Linked DNA regions of Homo sapiens: region 2 is linked to region 1. Evidence: chromatin loops called from intact Hi-C (ENCODE). Cell type or tissue: gastrocnemius medialis. All regions are shown on one strand.

Region 1 (8,000 bases):
AATTTCTAAGCAGAAAAGCATTCAAGAGATGACTTGTGTACTGTTAAAAGCATTCCATTTTAAAAGGGTAGTAGAGCACAAAAGTTTGGAAAATTTGTAGCCTTACTATGCAATAGAAAAGAAAAACCCATTTTCTGTGGATAAATTCAAGCCAGCTGCAGAAATTTGCATAAGTAGCAAGACGCCTAATGTTAATCTCCAAGTCCACGGTGAAAATGTCTCCAGACCATGTCAGAGAACTTCCAGGCATCCCTTCCCATCACAGGCCTGGAGGCCCAGGAGTAAAAAGTGGTTTTGTGAGCTGGGCCCAGGGTCCGCATGCTGTGTGGAGCCTAGGGACTTTGTGCCCTGTGTCTCAGCTGTTCCAGCCATGGCTGAAAGGGGCCAATGTATAGCTCAGGCTGTGGCTTCAGAGGGTGGAAACCCCAAGCCTTGGCAGCTTCAACGTGGTGTTGAGCCTGCGAGTGCAAAGAAGTCAGGAATTGAGGTTTGGGAACCTCCACTTAGATTTCAGATGTATGGAAACTCCTGGATGCCCAGGTAAAAGTTTGCTACAGGGGTGGGGCCCTGAATGGAGAACCTCTGCTAGGGTAGTGTGGAAGGGAAATGTGGGGTGAGAGCCCCCACACAGAGTCCCTGCTGGGGCACTGCCTAGTAGAACTGTGAGAAGAGGGCCACCATCCTCCAGACCCCAGAATGATAGATCCATCAACAGCTTGCACCGTGTGCCTAGAAAAGCCACAGACACTCAATGCCAGCCCGTGAAAGCACCCAGGAGGGTGACTGTACCCTGCAAAGCCACAGGAACAGAGCTGCCCAAGGCCATGGGAACCCACCTCTTGCAAAGTGCGACCTGGATGTGAGACCTGGAGTCATTGGAGATCATTTTGGAGCTTTAAAATTTGATTGCCCTGCTGGATTTAGGACTTGCATGGTCCCTGTAAACTGCTTTGTGTTGGCCAATTTCTCCCATTTAGAACAGCTGTACTTATCCAATACCTGTACCCCCATTGTATCTAGGAAGTAACTAGCTTGCTTTTGATTTACAGGCTCATAGGCGAGAGGGACTTGCCTTGTCTCAGATGAGACTTTGGACTGTGGACTTTTGGGTTAATGCTGAAATGAGCTAAGACTTTGGGGAACTATTGGGAAGGCAGGATTGGCTTTGAAATGTGAGGACATGAAATTTGGAGGGGGCAGAATCATATAGTTTGGCTGTGTCCCCACCAAAATCTCAACTTGAATTGTATCTCCCAGAATTCCTACAAGTTGTGGGAGAGACCCAGGGGGAGGTAACTGAATCATGGGGACCGGTCTTTCCCATGCTGTTCTTGTGGTAGTGAATAAGTTTCATGAGATCCGATGGGTTTATCAGGGTTCCTGCTTTTGCTTCCTCCTCATTTTTCTCTTGCCACCACCATGTAAGAAGTGCCTTTCACCTCCCACTATGATTCTGAGGCCTTCCCAGCCGTATGGAACAGTAAGTCCAATTAAACCTCTTTTTGTTCCCAGTTTTGGTTATGTCTTCAACAGCAGTGTGAAAATGGACCTAATATAGGTTTTTATATTTTGTTTTGGGGGGCGTTTGTGTTTGTTTTGTTGGGTTTTTTGTTTTTTGTTTTTTGTTTTTGAGACAGGGTCTTGTTCTGTCACTCAGGCTGGAGTGCAAGTGGCACAACCAGAGCTCACTGCAGCCTCAACCTCCGTGGGCTCAGGTGATCCTCCCACCTCAACTGGGACTACAGGCATGTGCCACCAGTCCTGGCTAATTTTTTATTCTTTTGTAGAGTATCACTATGTTGCCCAGGCTGGTCTCGAACTCCTGGCCTCAAGTGATCCTCCCATCTTGGCCTCCCAAAGTGCTGAGATTACAGGCGTGAGCCACTGTGCCTGGCCCCCCATAGGCTTTTTGTCCATGTGAGATGGGGAACCTCCAGAGGGGTCTAAGCAGAAAGTGACCTGACCTGACCCAGGTTCAGCGTGGTCACACTGCTGGCCACGCTGAGGGCAGATGAGAAGGATGGAGGGGAGGCAGAGCCCAGCAAGGAGTCTGGCACCCTCACCCAGGCCAAGGGGCATAGGGCACGGTTGCTCAAACCAGGGTAGTAGCAGTGGAGGTGTGGGAACGATTTGGGGGTTGCCTGTTTTGTGGTGTAACCTTTGCTCCCCCTGCTGCCCTCTGTCCATGTGTGACCTTGCCCTTTGCTGGAGAGCGATATTTCTGGTCAGGAAGCAATAGCGGCACACTCTCTAATCAGCTCACATTTCTAGAAGGGCTGCCTCCGACACGGGTGGCTGTGGCTGTTACAGAAGGGAAGATAAGCAGAGGCTAAACGGGGTCACCTACCATGCCCCATGCCATGTGACTTAAGGTAGAGGCACCCCAGGAAGCACCGGGGCCCATCATGAGGATATGGACAGGTGGTGGTTGGGGGCTGAGGGAGCTCTCCCACACTCTCTTTGGCCCCAGAGGGCTCACCACCTGGCTTCATCTGTTTTCCTGCCTGACTCCACTAATACTGACAGCCCAGTGGCTCTATTTGGTCAGTGACTAAATAAATATTTGTCCTGAGAAGCTGGGTCACATGACCCTTGGGTGATGGCCTGGTTCCTCAGTGACTTGTGTCACTAGGAATGTTGCACCTCCCCAGTGACACCTCCACCCCTGATTTCCACCTAAACACACCTTGCTCAGAGATGCTGTGTCCCCATTTACATACCTCATCCTTAATTGCGTGGGCAAATTTGGGGCTGGCCTTCAACCTAGGCCATGTTACCATGCTCCTACATAGTGTAAGCGTGGAGCCTCGGGGAGGGGTGTAGTGATCCCCGCTTCTCACAGCCCCTAGCCTCTCCCCAGTCCCTTCACCATCCCCTCATTTCCTCGGACCATCTGTGATGGAGGAGAGAATTTGTCATTATGCCCTGGGCCAGTACTGGAAACTCCACCATTATTGATTGATCTCTTTAATGCAGGGCTTTAAGTCCTAACGTATGCGGAAGGATTAAACTCAGTCATTTATATTTAGGGAATGAAGATTCCAAGGTTTGCTTTTGATGTGGAGGGAGAGATGTAGTTGTAGATGGGGAGATTCTGGGGGCTAAAGGTCTGAATTTCCTCAGGTGTGGCAACCCTGCGGAATGGCTTCTTACAGGATCTTTAAGGCGTCTTAGGTGGAAGGCTCAGTAAAAATGTTTTCCTTGAATCCACCCCTCATCTCCATGTACTCAAACCTTTGGTGGAGATGCTACCCTGCTTGAGACTATTCAACCCTTTGGTTAAGGAAAATATAAAACTTTTAGGAATGATTTTTAGGAATGCCAATGTAGACTTAGGATTTCTTTTTCTTTTAAGGGAAGGAGTTTGTTTAAAATCTGTATGAGCAACTTGAGAAGATAATTTCGGCTTTGCTACTTGCATTCTTCCTATTGCCCACCAGAGGGCACTCAAGCACCCGCCAGGCGGAGTTCCCTAACCCGTGGATTCCTCAACCGCACCCAGCATCTTCCCAGGCTGGAGCTGAGTTAGAACAAGGGAAAGTTGACCCGCTAAGTGTCTTCTGAAAGGGCCATCTAAATGGTGTCAAGAGAAGCCGCCGCCTGTGACTGAGAAAAATACAAATGACACTCATGCGAGCCCAGTAGGATGTACAGCCACTGCCTCTCTGCGGTCACGTTTGCTGTGTTATTCACATTCCCAGAGGAAAAAGCTGTGTGCCTGGCTTTAGCATTCTTTCCAGCAGTCTTTATTTCCTCTTCTCGGGCACATTAGGGAATGTTTTGTACCTTGTCACATTAGAGGAAAAAAAAAAAAAAGGACGTTCTGCAGAGCGAGTTTAGGGCACACCAGTTATCAGGGACCTGAGGCCTGACTTGGCCAGAGGTCGGATGCGGCAATACCGGGTGCGGAATGCGTAACCACCCACCCGGGCCGGGGCTTCCCTCACTAAATTTCAGCAGCACGGCAACCGCAGTTCGCCACTTAGTGTCTCCTGCACTGCATCCGGCGTATTTTAAAACTGGATTCGACTTGGCTAGCATGAAGTAGGCAGCAAGGGCCACGAGAATAAGTCTGTTATGGACTCGACATTCATAATAACAAAGTTATTGACAGGAAGTCAGTCTTATAAGTGGGAAGTAGGAATGACCCTAATACTCTCCTGGAAGCCTCATTATTTGCTCATTATTGTACAGTTCCAGATATTCAGATAACTTTTCTTAGCAGACTACATTTCTGTTTTTAATCGTTGGTTCATGCAAAACCATTAGGATGCAATTCTTACTAAATCAGTGGCTCCAGCCAGGCGCGATGGCTCACATCTGTAACCCCAGCACTTTGGGAGGCCAATACAGGAAGATGGCTTGAGGCCTGGAGTTTGAAACCAACCTGGGCAACATGGTAAAGCCCCCATCTCTACAAAAAAAAAAAAAAAAAGAAAAAAATTAGCTGGGTGAGGTAGTGGTACACACCTGTGGTCCCAGCTACTCAGAAGGCTGTGGCAGGAGGATTGCTTGAGCCCAGGAGTTTGACATTGCAGTGAGCTATGACCGCAACACTGCACTCTATCCTGGAGGACAAAGGGAGACCCTGTAGACAGCTCGAGGAGCCACAATAAGCTTCTCACCCATGAAGCACTCCTGCCAAAAATGACGAATCCAATCAAGCCTTCACACCTGACAGTTTATAGGAAATACAAGGATAGAGGATCAAGTTAAACATCACAAGAAAACAGCCAAATCCAAAATGCGGAATACTCTGATCTGTTGACCGGTTCAAATTGTCAATATTATTGGGAGGAAAAAGTGGGAGGGCTGTTCTAGAATAGAGATTAAAGGGATATAACCAAATGCAATGACTGAATCTTGATTGAATCCTGGTTTAGAAAAATAACTGTCTTAGTCTGTTTGGACTGCTATAACAAAATACCATAAACTGGGCAGCTTATAAACAGCAGAAATTTATTTCTCATAGTCCTGGGGGCTGGGAAGTCTGAGAGCAAGGTGCTGGCAGTTTAGGAGTCTGGTGAGTTCTTGCTTCTTCAGGGATAGCATCTTCTCACTGCGTCCTCATGTGGTGGAAGAAGGAAGATCGCTCTCTGGGGTCCCTTTTATAAGGGCACAAATCCCATGTATGACTAACTCATAACCCAGTCATCTCCAAAAGGCTTCACCTCCAAATACCATTACATTAGTTATTACGTTTTCAACATATAAATTTTGAAGAGATAAACATTCCGTCCTTAACCATAAAAGTGTTTTCTTGGTGTGTGACAATTAGGGCAATTTTAATAGGTCTGAAGGCTAGGTGCGGTGGCTCAGGCCTGTAATCCCAGCACTTTGGGAGGCCGAAGTCGGCATATTTTGAGACCAGCCTGGCCAACAGGGCGCATCCCTGTGTCTACAAAAAAATACAAAAGTCAGCTCGGTGTGGTGGTATGCACCTGTAGTCCCAGTTACTCGGGAGGCTAAGGTGGGAGGATTGCTTGAGCCCAGTATGCTGAGGTTGCAGTGAGACACTGCACTCCAGCAAGGGCAACAGAGCAAGATTGTGTCTCAAAAAACAAAAAAAAAGCATACAAAGTCTAGGAATGTGGAGTTAATTTTCTTAGGGGTGGCTGTGGCAGTGTAGTTCTGTAAGGGAATGTCCTTGCTCTGAAGAGAAACACCCTGGGAAGCACTAAGGAGGGAAGGACATGATGACGGCAACTTATTTTTAAATGACTCAGGAGGAAAACTAATAGATGAAATACGGCAAAACATTAACATTGTTGAATCTAGATGGTGAGTGTAAGGGAGTTTGTTGTCCTCTACTCTTCGGTATGACTGAACATTTTTATAGTAAAATATTAGAATAAATGATGGTCACGGTGTCATTTGCTTTGGGTGGGTGACTCTCGAGATCACTGAGCTTCCCTATCGTTCACGGAATCACCATTTACCTATTGCAAGAAAGAAAAGGTGTCTGTGCCTGGAATAGTACCCTTCCCTGAAAGAGTATTGCTTTCTCTCTCTTTGGTTTTCTGAGTGTGCCACTCTAGATAAAACTAACTCAAGCCTTTATCATCATTCCAAATGCTTTGAGACCACAGAGTGAAGTGGTTTCCCAAAGATAAACTGAATCAAAGAGAACACTGCTCTTATGGCTGTGGGTACAGTCATCAGCGTGCTGAGGGAGTGGGGATTATTTGCGGTGTCAGACCACGTTCAAAATGCTGTTTGATTATAAAAGGAAATCAGTTCTCTTCAGCCCTGAATGAGCAGCCGTATCATATATTGGTTGCTTTTCCTTAAGACATAAATATCCGCAGTGGTCCATCAGCTACCCTGATTTCATTTTGAAATGTTGTAGTCTGTCTGTAAAATTCATTCCTCCACCCGCCCACCCACTTGCTCAGGGATAGGAGTTATGGGTAATGGGATAGGGAGGAAAACATGATGCAACCAAAACCTGGAAGCACATGTGTGATGTTATAAGCAAGAACCGTATCGCTCGATGAGGCTATGGAAAGGAAGAAAGCCACATCATCCGTCTATAGCAGCATTTCTAAACCTTCAATAATTCTTAAAAGTTTGTGATTTCTGTCTTGTCTGAGGATCATTGTTAACTATAGGACAACTATCTGATCTCCCTTAAATCCATTTACTTAAAAAAAACAACAACATTAAATGCCTACTTTGGTCTCATCCTAAACATTATTACCCATAAAATAATGGCTTTAATGTGCTAAGTATATTTTTTCAAAGACATTAATATGTATAGCTAGATCATCCTCCCATATTTTGAACAGTATATGTAATCAGTGACATGTATACAGGAATCTACTTTTCAGAAAAGGACTTGGGGGCAAATGGATTGCGCTAAAAACATCGGCTTATATGTGTGCCTGTGTATGAAACATATGTATTTTAACAACCTTCAACATTTTATCCTTTCCTTCTTTCTGTGAAGGCCTTTAATAGTTAAGTCAGTGATCTAAACAGCTTTGTACAGTTACTTTTCCGGAGTCCAAAAGATGTATGATTCAGGGAATATTTTGCTGATTAGAACATGAGCAGAAGTCCTGAATACTCAGAGATCACATATCTATTAAGTCTGGATGCAAAAAGAACCTTTTGGTGCAAATATATCAAATATGCTTCAAAAATTGAGAATAGGAAATGTAATATGAAGCGATTTAAAATGTTTTATAGGTAAGGTTTTGGGTCCATTGAGATTTTTCTCAGCACTTTATGTTTTAGTCTTAAAGAAATGGTACCTTGAGGCCACCTCCTCATTTCCCTTTGAATAAATCATCCTGATTTTCATAATGAGTTGCTTTCTTGGTGCAGACCTGTGGGCGTGCAGGTAGGTGTTTCAAATGTACTTTTGTTTCTTCTGTCCTTCATTTGGCAAATATTTATTGCATGCCTACAACATCTAGCTCTTGGGTGCCGGGGAGACAATAGAAAGCAAAAAAATGGTTCCTCCTCAGGAGCTTACAGTGTGGGAGACAGACACTAATAATCTCCCAAATCAACAGCAAATTGCCCCCAAGGAAGTAGTGTTAGAGCTGAGATCTGTGTAGGGGATTGAAGAGAATGAACTGGGCAAAGGGAACGTTCACTGCGAAGGCCCCTTTTGTGGCAGGGCAGGTAGGGGAGCAACTCCCTTCCAAGGAACTGGAAGAATGTCAGAGTGGCTGGAGTCTGCAGCCACCTGGGGCTGGGACACAGCCATGGTGAGGAGTTTGGTCTTTGCCCAATGGGGAACCACTGAAGGGCTTAAATTCCTCAAGAAAATGGAGGTTCTGTCAGCAATGAAAAAGGGAGAAGTGGGTATTAGGTATACAGGCAATAGTGCTTACAGAAACACCCCAAACATACCTACCCAAAACACAACCCAGATTTTCCCATTTCCCACTGTCCCAAACCTGCTTGTGGTTCACTGTTTGTCACCTCAGTGAATGGCCTCACCATCCATCCTGTAGCTCATGCTAAAAATCTAGGTGTCAGCCATATCT
Region 2 (8,000 bases), 410 kb after region 1:
ATATCAATAGTGGCCTGAGAGCCAAGGGCAGAGTGGAAATCTCTGCTCTGCTGCCATCATGAAATGGGTTTCCAACATTGGCAATGCAATTTCTAACTGTGCCATAATCGGAAACAACATTCTTTAACTGAAAATGGCCAAATCTTTGTGCTGGTTAAATACAAGGGGGAAAAAATAAAATGTCAGAGTTCACCCTTTTCCTCCAAACATTTAGGAAAGGAGTTAAATGCAGTCAAAGCTTAGATTTTAGAAAAATTCCCCTGGCCAACTCCAGGGAAGAGGAGCAGCTCCACGACCAGAGCAAACCAGGTATTTCCTGTGCAGGCCCAGCAAGAATCCTGTGCAATGAAGTCGTTTATAACAGAGGAATGCTTTGGCGAGAAGGGAAGGCCATGGAGTAGGAAATCAACATATTTGTGTTCCAGTCCTGAAGGTACCTCAGCCCTTTTCATATACAAGCTTAATGTTTTAAGCCCGAGTAGCTGCCTCTATGAAATGCAATCATAAAAGCTGCCTTACTCACCTTCCTGTGCTGTTGTGATGACCAAAAGGTAAAGAGGGGTACAAAAGCATTTTAAAAACTATAAGGCACTAGAGACCAATGTTAGGTATGTACAAAACAAAATACCTGTTGAGGATAACTTTGAAGTTTTCAATCAGAGGAAAAAGCAAATGTGATCTTTAGGATGAGATAGATAAGAACTTTCTAGCTCTACCCCCTCATCTGCTAGAGGACTTAGGGCAATTCTTCTAGCCATTCAGAACCTCAGTTTGCTCACTGCAAAATGAGGTTAACGCTCCCTATTTAACAAGCTGGCTGTAAGAATAAAGTAAATAGCATATATAAAGTGCTGGGCACATAGAGAACTCACACAAAGATGAGTTCCCTTTTAACCTGCCTTGGGTAAAGAATCAGCGTCTCCATCAAGGGATACTCCATTCACTGATTTGCTCATTCATCAAACTCTCTGTGCTATCTACTCAATTCTTCTGCAAATCTAAAAGTGTTCTAAAAATAAAAGCTAAGCTGGGCATGGTGGCTCACACCTGTAATCCCAGCACTTTGGGAGGCTGAGGCAGGAGGATCACTTGAGCTCAGGAGTTGGAGACCAGCCTGGGCAACATGATGAAACCCCATCTCTTTTTTAAAGAAAAAGAAAAAAAAAACAAATAAAATCTACCTTTTTTTTTTTTTTTAAAGAGACAGGGTCAGGGCCAGGTGGGGTGGCTCATGCCTATAATCCCAGCACTTTGGGAGGCCAAGGCGGGCGGATCACGAGGTCAGGAGATCGAGACCATCCTGGCTAACATGGTGAAACCCTTTCTCCACTAAAAATACAAAAAATTAGCCAGGGGTGGTGGCGGGTGCCTGTAGTCCCAGCTACTCAGGAGGCTGAGGCAGGAGAATGGCGTGAACCCGGGAGGCGGAGTTTGCAGTGAGCCGAGACTGCGCCAATGCACTCCAGCCTGAGTGACAGAGCAAGACTCTGTCCCCCCAAAAAAAGAAAGAGACAGGGTCTCACTCTGTCACCCAGGCTGGAGTTCAGTGGCACCATCACAGCTTACTGTGGCCTTGAACTCCTGGGCTCAAGCAATCCGTCTGCCTCAGCCTCCTGAGTAGCTACGACTACAGGCATGCACCACCATGCCTGGCTAATTTTTTATTTTTTTGCAGAGATGGAGTCTTGCTATGTTACCCAGGCTGGTCTTGAAGACTGGCCTCAAGTGATTCTCCCACCTCTGGCCTCTGAAAGTGCTGAGATTACAGGTGTGAGCCACCATGCATGGCCTAAATCTATTAAAAAAATATTTATTGTGGGTATAGAGTGTCACAGTTCAGAAGAGAGACTCTGGAGTGAGACTGTTTGGGTTGAATCAGGTTCTGCCACTTACTAGCTGGATGACCTAGGACATTTATTTAACAGCTCTGCACTTTAGTTTCCTCATCTGTAAGCACTATGAAAAAATCTTACTATTAATATAATAATAATAATTATTATTAGACACTGTACTCAACACAGGGAATACAGTTGTGAAGAAGGCAGTTTTGAACCCTACTCTCATGAAGCTAAAACAAGGGGCTCTGAAATCACCTATCAAACATCCTAAATGTAGAGAAACATAGGGCCAAAGAGGTGAAGTGACTCCTACCAAGGCCAAACAACTAGTTAGTGAGTGAGTCCTAGTGAAGACCAGCCAGGACTAGGCAGAGAGTTCCAGATTGCAAGCCACTGTTTCTCCATTGCCCAGTACAATGCAACCAGCATCACCCAGATTCACACCTTCTGGAAACTTAATAGCCCTGAAGTATGAGAGTAGATTACAGAAATCAACTGGAAGCGGCCCAACAATTCTACACATTCCTGACCTCCACTTTTTTCCTACGACCCATTCCTTACACTGTTGTCCTTACCTGGCCTACATATGATCTCTCTACAAATTTCAGATGTGGAGTTCATGATGGAGACGACATGGAAATGCCCAACTCCCTGACACCACTTGATTTTCACTTGTGCTTAAAAATCTTAAACAAGAACAAGGGTTGGGTCTCTCACAGACCTCTTGTAAAGGCTCAAATCCAAGTATGGTGTGGCCTAAAGTGTATACAATACTAGGGTACTCTCCTTAGAAAAGGAATACATTATTATGAATTAAAAATTAGGTACAAGGCCTTGTAAGGGACACCTGCAAATGAAGAGCCCTGAGGTTTCCTGGTAAATCCAGCTTTGCTCCTATAGTTGCCTAATTTCTTTCCTTCTTCCTTTCTTCTTTCCTTCCATTTATCTAACTTGCACCTACCCTACCATCTAGCACCCACTGTACACCAGGCAGTAACTTCATAAGTTTACATCCTGATTAAAAAATTGTCGGCCTGGGCAATTTAGTGATATCTCATCTGTACAAAAAATTTAAAAATTAGTTGAGTGTGGTGGCACATGCCTGTGGTCCCAGCTACTCAGGAGGCTGAGGCAGGAGGACCACTTGAGTATGGGAATTTGAGGCTGCAGTGAGCTGTGATTGCACCGATGCACTCCAGCTTGGGTAAAAGAGTGAGACCCTGTCTCAAAAAAAAAAAAAAAAAAAGAAAAGGAAAAAATGTGAGATTGGAGTAAAAAAGATTTATTCCAGTCAGCAGGTTTTTATCCATCTTATGATAAACTTGCTTTTCTTGATATAAAGGAATAAGATGATGTACACCTAATCTGTCGGTAATGTGTAAACAAGCTATGTGGGGCTGCTTGTTAGATGCAGTAAATCCTAATGTAGCCAGAGGCTACAGCTTTCTATTTACACTTGTGAACACACCCAGAGGCAGGCTCTTCTATCATGAGCACAGTGAACAAGTAAAACAACCCTTTCAGATGGTACAGGGCAGTGACATAGCCATCTAGAGAAAATATTATATAGTTACACATAATTATATATAATAACATGTTTTATGCACATCATCTGATTTCATGTTCACACCATCTGATGTAGTAGTAGGATGGTTTTATTAAAAATCCCCATATTACAGATTGGAGACAGAGGCCTATAGTGACTTGCCAATGTCATAGAGCTTCTAAGTGTTTGTGAAGGTAGATTCTACTCAAGCTGGGGGTGGCAGCTCACGCCTGTAATCCCAGCACTTCGAAAGGCCAAGGCCAAGGTGGGTGGATTGCTTGAGCCCAGGAGTTCAAGACCAGCCTGGACAACATGGTGAGACTCCATCCCTACAAAAAAATTAAAAAATTAGTCGGGCATGGTTGTGCATGCCTGTAGTCCCAACTACTTGGGAGGCTGAGGCGGGAGGATCACTTGAGCTCAGGAGTCCCAGGCTTCACTGAGCTATGATCAGCCACTTTACTCCAGCAGCCTGGGCAACAGAGCAAGACCCTGTCTTTTGGAAAAAAAAAAAAAAAAAGACGAATGAGTCTAAATTCAGAGTGCTTTCTAATTCAAAAGGAACAGTGATTTTCAGTTAATATCGCTTTTTACAGGTGTGATACCCAAGGATCACTTCTCTTTTAATTTCCTTTCCCATAGCAGCCCTATTCTCCTCACATTCAGAGGACACAAAGACTGTACAGGCAGCAACTGCACAAAGAACCCATAGACAAAATAAGTAGGGGCCATTTTGTGGATAATTTGGGAATGGGAATTCGGTCCTTGTGGCAGGAGAAGTTTTCTTCGGCTCACATTCTCCGGGTGAGTCATGTAGGTTTATCCCATTATTTGCACAATTCCTCACCTCTCCCCGTGGGCTGCAGTATCACCCAGCCACAATGGCATCTGCCCTTCACCGCTTCATCCCCTGCAGCCTGCTTGGTCAGGGCCTGGCAGGGAGCTGAGGAGCCCAGAGAGGGAGGGGAGGAAGCACGCGGCCGCCAGTGGCTGTCAGCTTTCCCAGCTGACTCAACTCCCCACCTCCTCCTCCCCCGCCCTGCACACAGCCACCAGCCTCCTAACTTTCCATTTCCAGGCCTCTGGGGTGGGAGCACCCCCTCCCGCTGCCCGGGGCGCCTGGTCTGCAGTCTGGGGCTGCCAGGGCACCACGCCAGCTGGCCTGGCGGGCTCTCTCCCGGGACTCTTAGAGTCTGCTGTCATGGAGAGAACGGAATATAGGTCAAGGTGCTCTCGGAAGGGCCCAGGGGAGGATCACCTGACTGGGAGGTGTGTGACTCAGCGGGAAGGGAAGGGGTGGAGCCGAATCTCCCGCCCGGAGGAGTCCGGAGGAGGAAGAGGTCAGGTTGCCTCTGTCTGGCTGATTGTCAGGGGAGGAAGGAGAAAGCAGCTGGAGGCAGAAGGAAGGATAAGATGACCTCTGGTGACCTATCTAAGGTGGAACACAAATCCATTCCAGAGCGGGCCGTCCCCCTCGGTGTAGCTGAAACCACTCCCAGCTCAGAACTCTCTCTGTGGTCGTGAAGACCTAATTAGCTGCCAAAGTGAGAAACCAAATTAACCGAACGCTCATCACTCCAGACTCCATCGACCCAGGCCCCTAAAAGAAACCAAAGACCCTGGTACAGCACACAAAGGTGGCCATCCCCATTAGAAGCAATTCGATCGTTTCCCCCAATCAATTCTGAATATGAAAATTACTAACCCATTTTATTTTACGGGTCCACACGGCAGGGGCCTCCTTTCAAGGGTGCGGCAGTTGCTGCTGTTGCTGGAACAGCAGCTGCTCTGTCTGAGCCTCACTTCCTCTGGCTCCAGCTGCAGGTTCCTCCTGGCCAAGCAGGGAGTTTCCTCATTCTCAGGGCTCTGGGCCCAGGCCTTGCTAGCGGCCACCCTCACCTCCCACCCTCAGCTGCTCACCACCCACCCTCTGTGGGTAGTGCTCTGGGACTCCCTCGTTCCATGAGTCAGAGCCAGGCTGGAGACAGACAGTAGGCTTCCTTTATTAAATCAGCCTCCTGCCCCGTACACTATAGAGGAAAGCTATAATTACTCCTTTGGCCTGGCTCTGAGAACTGAGCCACAGACGCTTGACTAGGAGCGACGGTTCTTGATTTCTGCATTTATCTAATGATGCACCCCAGTTTGGAAATAAGAATAACAGCCAGGGGTTAAGGGCTTGTTACACAAACGTCAGATGTTTTGCATATGTAATGGGGTGCATTGGGCCTGGATAGTCATGTAGATTGCTAGAAAAATCGCTATATTAAGGCTGCCAGGAGTTTTCTGTTTTGTTTTGCATGCCTCCTGCCTCGCGTTGATTGAGTCACACTTGAGGTGGCCTGCTCATTGCTGATGTTGGTTTACAAGAGACAAAGAAAAAAGCAGCCAAACATTGTTTCGGGTCTCCAGGTCAGGACTCTTTCATCCCTTAGGTATAATAGACACAAAATCTCAGGCCTCCCAGCTTTTCTTTCTTTCTTTTTTTTTTTTTTTTTGAGACGGAGTCTCACTCTGTTGCCCAGGCTGGAGTGGGGCAGAGCCATATCAGCTCACTGCAACCTCCACCTCCTGGGTTCAAGCAATTCTCCTGCCTCAGCCTCCCAAATAGCTGGGATTACAGATGCCCAACACCATGCCCAGCTTATTTTTGTATTTTTAGTAGAGACGAGGTTTCACCATGTTGGCCAGGCTGGTCTTGAACTCCTGACCTCAGGTGATCCACCCGCCTCGGCCTCCCAAAGTGCTGGGATTACAGGCGTAAGCCACCACGCCTGTCTGCCTCCCAGCTTTTCTACTGGTTTACAGAAATGTCTGAAACCTGAAAAAACAGTTGGTTCCAATTTTTTTTTTGAGACGAAGTCTCGCTCTTGTCCCCCAGGCTGGAGTGCAATGGCACGATCTCGGCTCACTGCAACCTCCACCTCCTGGGTTCAAGTGATTCTCCTGCCTCAACCTCCTGAGTAGCTGGGATTACAGGCACCTGCCACCACACCTGGCTAATTTTTGTATTTTTAGTAGAGACAGGGTTTCACCATTTTGGCCAGGCTGGGCTCGAACTCCTGACCTAAGGTCATCCACCCATCTCGGCCTCCCAAAGTGCTGGGATTACAGTGTGAGCCACCGCACCCAGCCTGGTTCCAAAATTTTTAAAAACCACAAAATCAAAATAATATCGTCAATTTTCATTAACTATTCAATTTAGTATTCATTGATTCATTCACTTATTCATCCATTCCTGCAAGCATGCATTTATTTCTTCATTCAATAAATATTTGTTGAGTTACCTCTCTGTGCCACACACAGTTACAGGTACTAGGGACACATTAAGTGCTAAATTCACTAAAGATACAGACAAAACTAAGCATACAAATATCTCTGCCCTTGTGGGTCAATAATAGACACAACAGACCAGGTACGGTGGCTCATGCCTGTAATCCCAGTGCTTTGGGAGGCTGATGGGGGCTGATTGCTTGAGCCTAGGAGTTTGAGGCTGCAGTGAGCTATGATCGTCACCCAGGCACTCCAGCCTGGGTGACAGAGCAAGACTGTGAAAGAAAGAGAAAGAAGGAAGGAAGGAAGGAAGGAAGGAAGGAAGGAAGGAAGGAAGGAAGGAAGGGAGAGCGAGGTTAGAGGAATTGTTGATAAAGGAGGAATTGGCATTTCAGAATAATCTGTGAGTTAGATATCTCTCACAGCGAGAGTTCTCAAGTCTGCATGATTGCTGAGAAATTATAACCAATTATAAATTGAGTTAAATTCTTTAAGCCATGTTTATAATCAAAATGTAAGTGTATTTAAATATACTTGATAAGAGATAAAAAGTAAAAGTACCATGGCATGTGACCCTATCTCTGGTTATGGGTAGGTGCTGTGGGTTGAATATTTGTCTCCTCTAAAACTCATGTTGAACTTTAATCCCCAATGTGGCAGTATTGAGAGATGTGGTCTTTAAACGGTGCTTGCATCATGAGGGCTCTGCCCTAATGAATGGGTTAATCCATGAGTGGATTAATCCACTCATGGATTAATGGGTTATAATGGGTGGGGACTGATGGCTTTATAAGAAGAACAAAGACCTGAGCTAACATGTTAGCACACTCAGCCCCCTCACCATGCGACACCTTGGACCACCTTAGTACTCTTCAGAGAGTCCCCTCAAGCAAGAAGGCTGTCACCAGATAGGACCCCTTGACCTGGGACTTCTCAGCCTCTGTAACTGTGAAGAAATTTCTTTTCTTTATCAATTATCCAGTTTCAAGTGTTTGGTTATAAGCAACATGAAAGAGAATAACACAGTGAAGTTATTTCATTCAAGAATTTATTGAGCACCTATAATATAGTAGCTAAGGACTTAGGTGTCAGATGCCAGCGTTCAGATCCTGGCTCTATCATTTACTACTTGTGTGATTCTGGGAGAGACACTTAGTTTCAGTTTCCCATCTACAAAATTGGGGTAGTATAGAACTTAACTTATAGAGTTTCCAGAATAATTAAATGAAATAATAAAAGTAAAGGTGTCAGTTAATATAGCACCTGGCACTTAATAAGCAAGCACTCAATAAATGTTATGGCAAAAATCGCAATTATTTTTGCACCAACCTAATATTATCATA

The links. Hi-C counts contacts between places; a loop is a spot of excess contacts. Peaks named below come from ENCODE experiments on the same cell type or tissue, not always from the same donor. Only the 100,000 strongest peaks of a DNase experiment are listed, where the experiment ranks them.
Region 2: a loop joins it to region 1, with 4 times the contacts of the local background. A loop is called at or near these places in 3 of 110 quality-filtered maps.

The regions. Positions count from the first base shown.
Region 1 is chr16:53,506,079-53,514,078 of GRCh38, reverse strand. LOC105371268 (a long non-coding RNA gene) reads left to right here. Exons shown (of 2, transcript XR_001752188.2): 2 at 3,356-3,795. Among named protein-coding and RNA genes, the nearest start is that of AKTIP, 6.9 kb to the right of the region's middle. RefSeq lists an enhancer at 3,418-3,557. In gastrocnemius medialis, a CTCF peak has its summit at 3,437 (motif pointing right); a DNase peak (open chromatin) is centred at 3,478; H3K4me3 peaks cover 538 bases; H3K27ac peaks cover 3,244 bases.
Region 2 is chr16:53,096,358-53,104,357 of GRCh38, reverse strand. The region is part of intron 1 of CHD9 (chromodomain helicase DNA binding protein 9); the gene reads right to left. Among named protein-coding and RNA genes, the nearest start is that of CHD9, 45 kb to the right of the region's middle. RefSeq lists enhancers at 4,029-4,128, 5,079-5,158, 5,249-5,298, 4,201-5,400, 5,359-5,488 and a silencer at 4,429-4,538. In gastrocnemius medialis, no CTCF peak of the experiment used is centred here; DNase peaks (open chromatin) are centred at 4,367, 4,677 and 5,247; H3K4me3 peaks cover 1,997 bases; H3K27ac peaks cover 5,610 bases.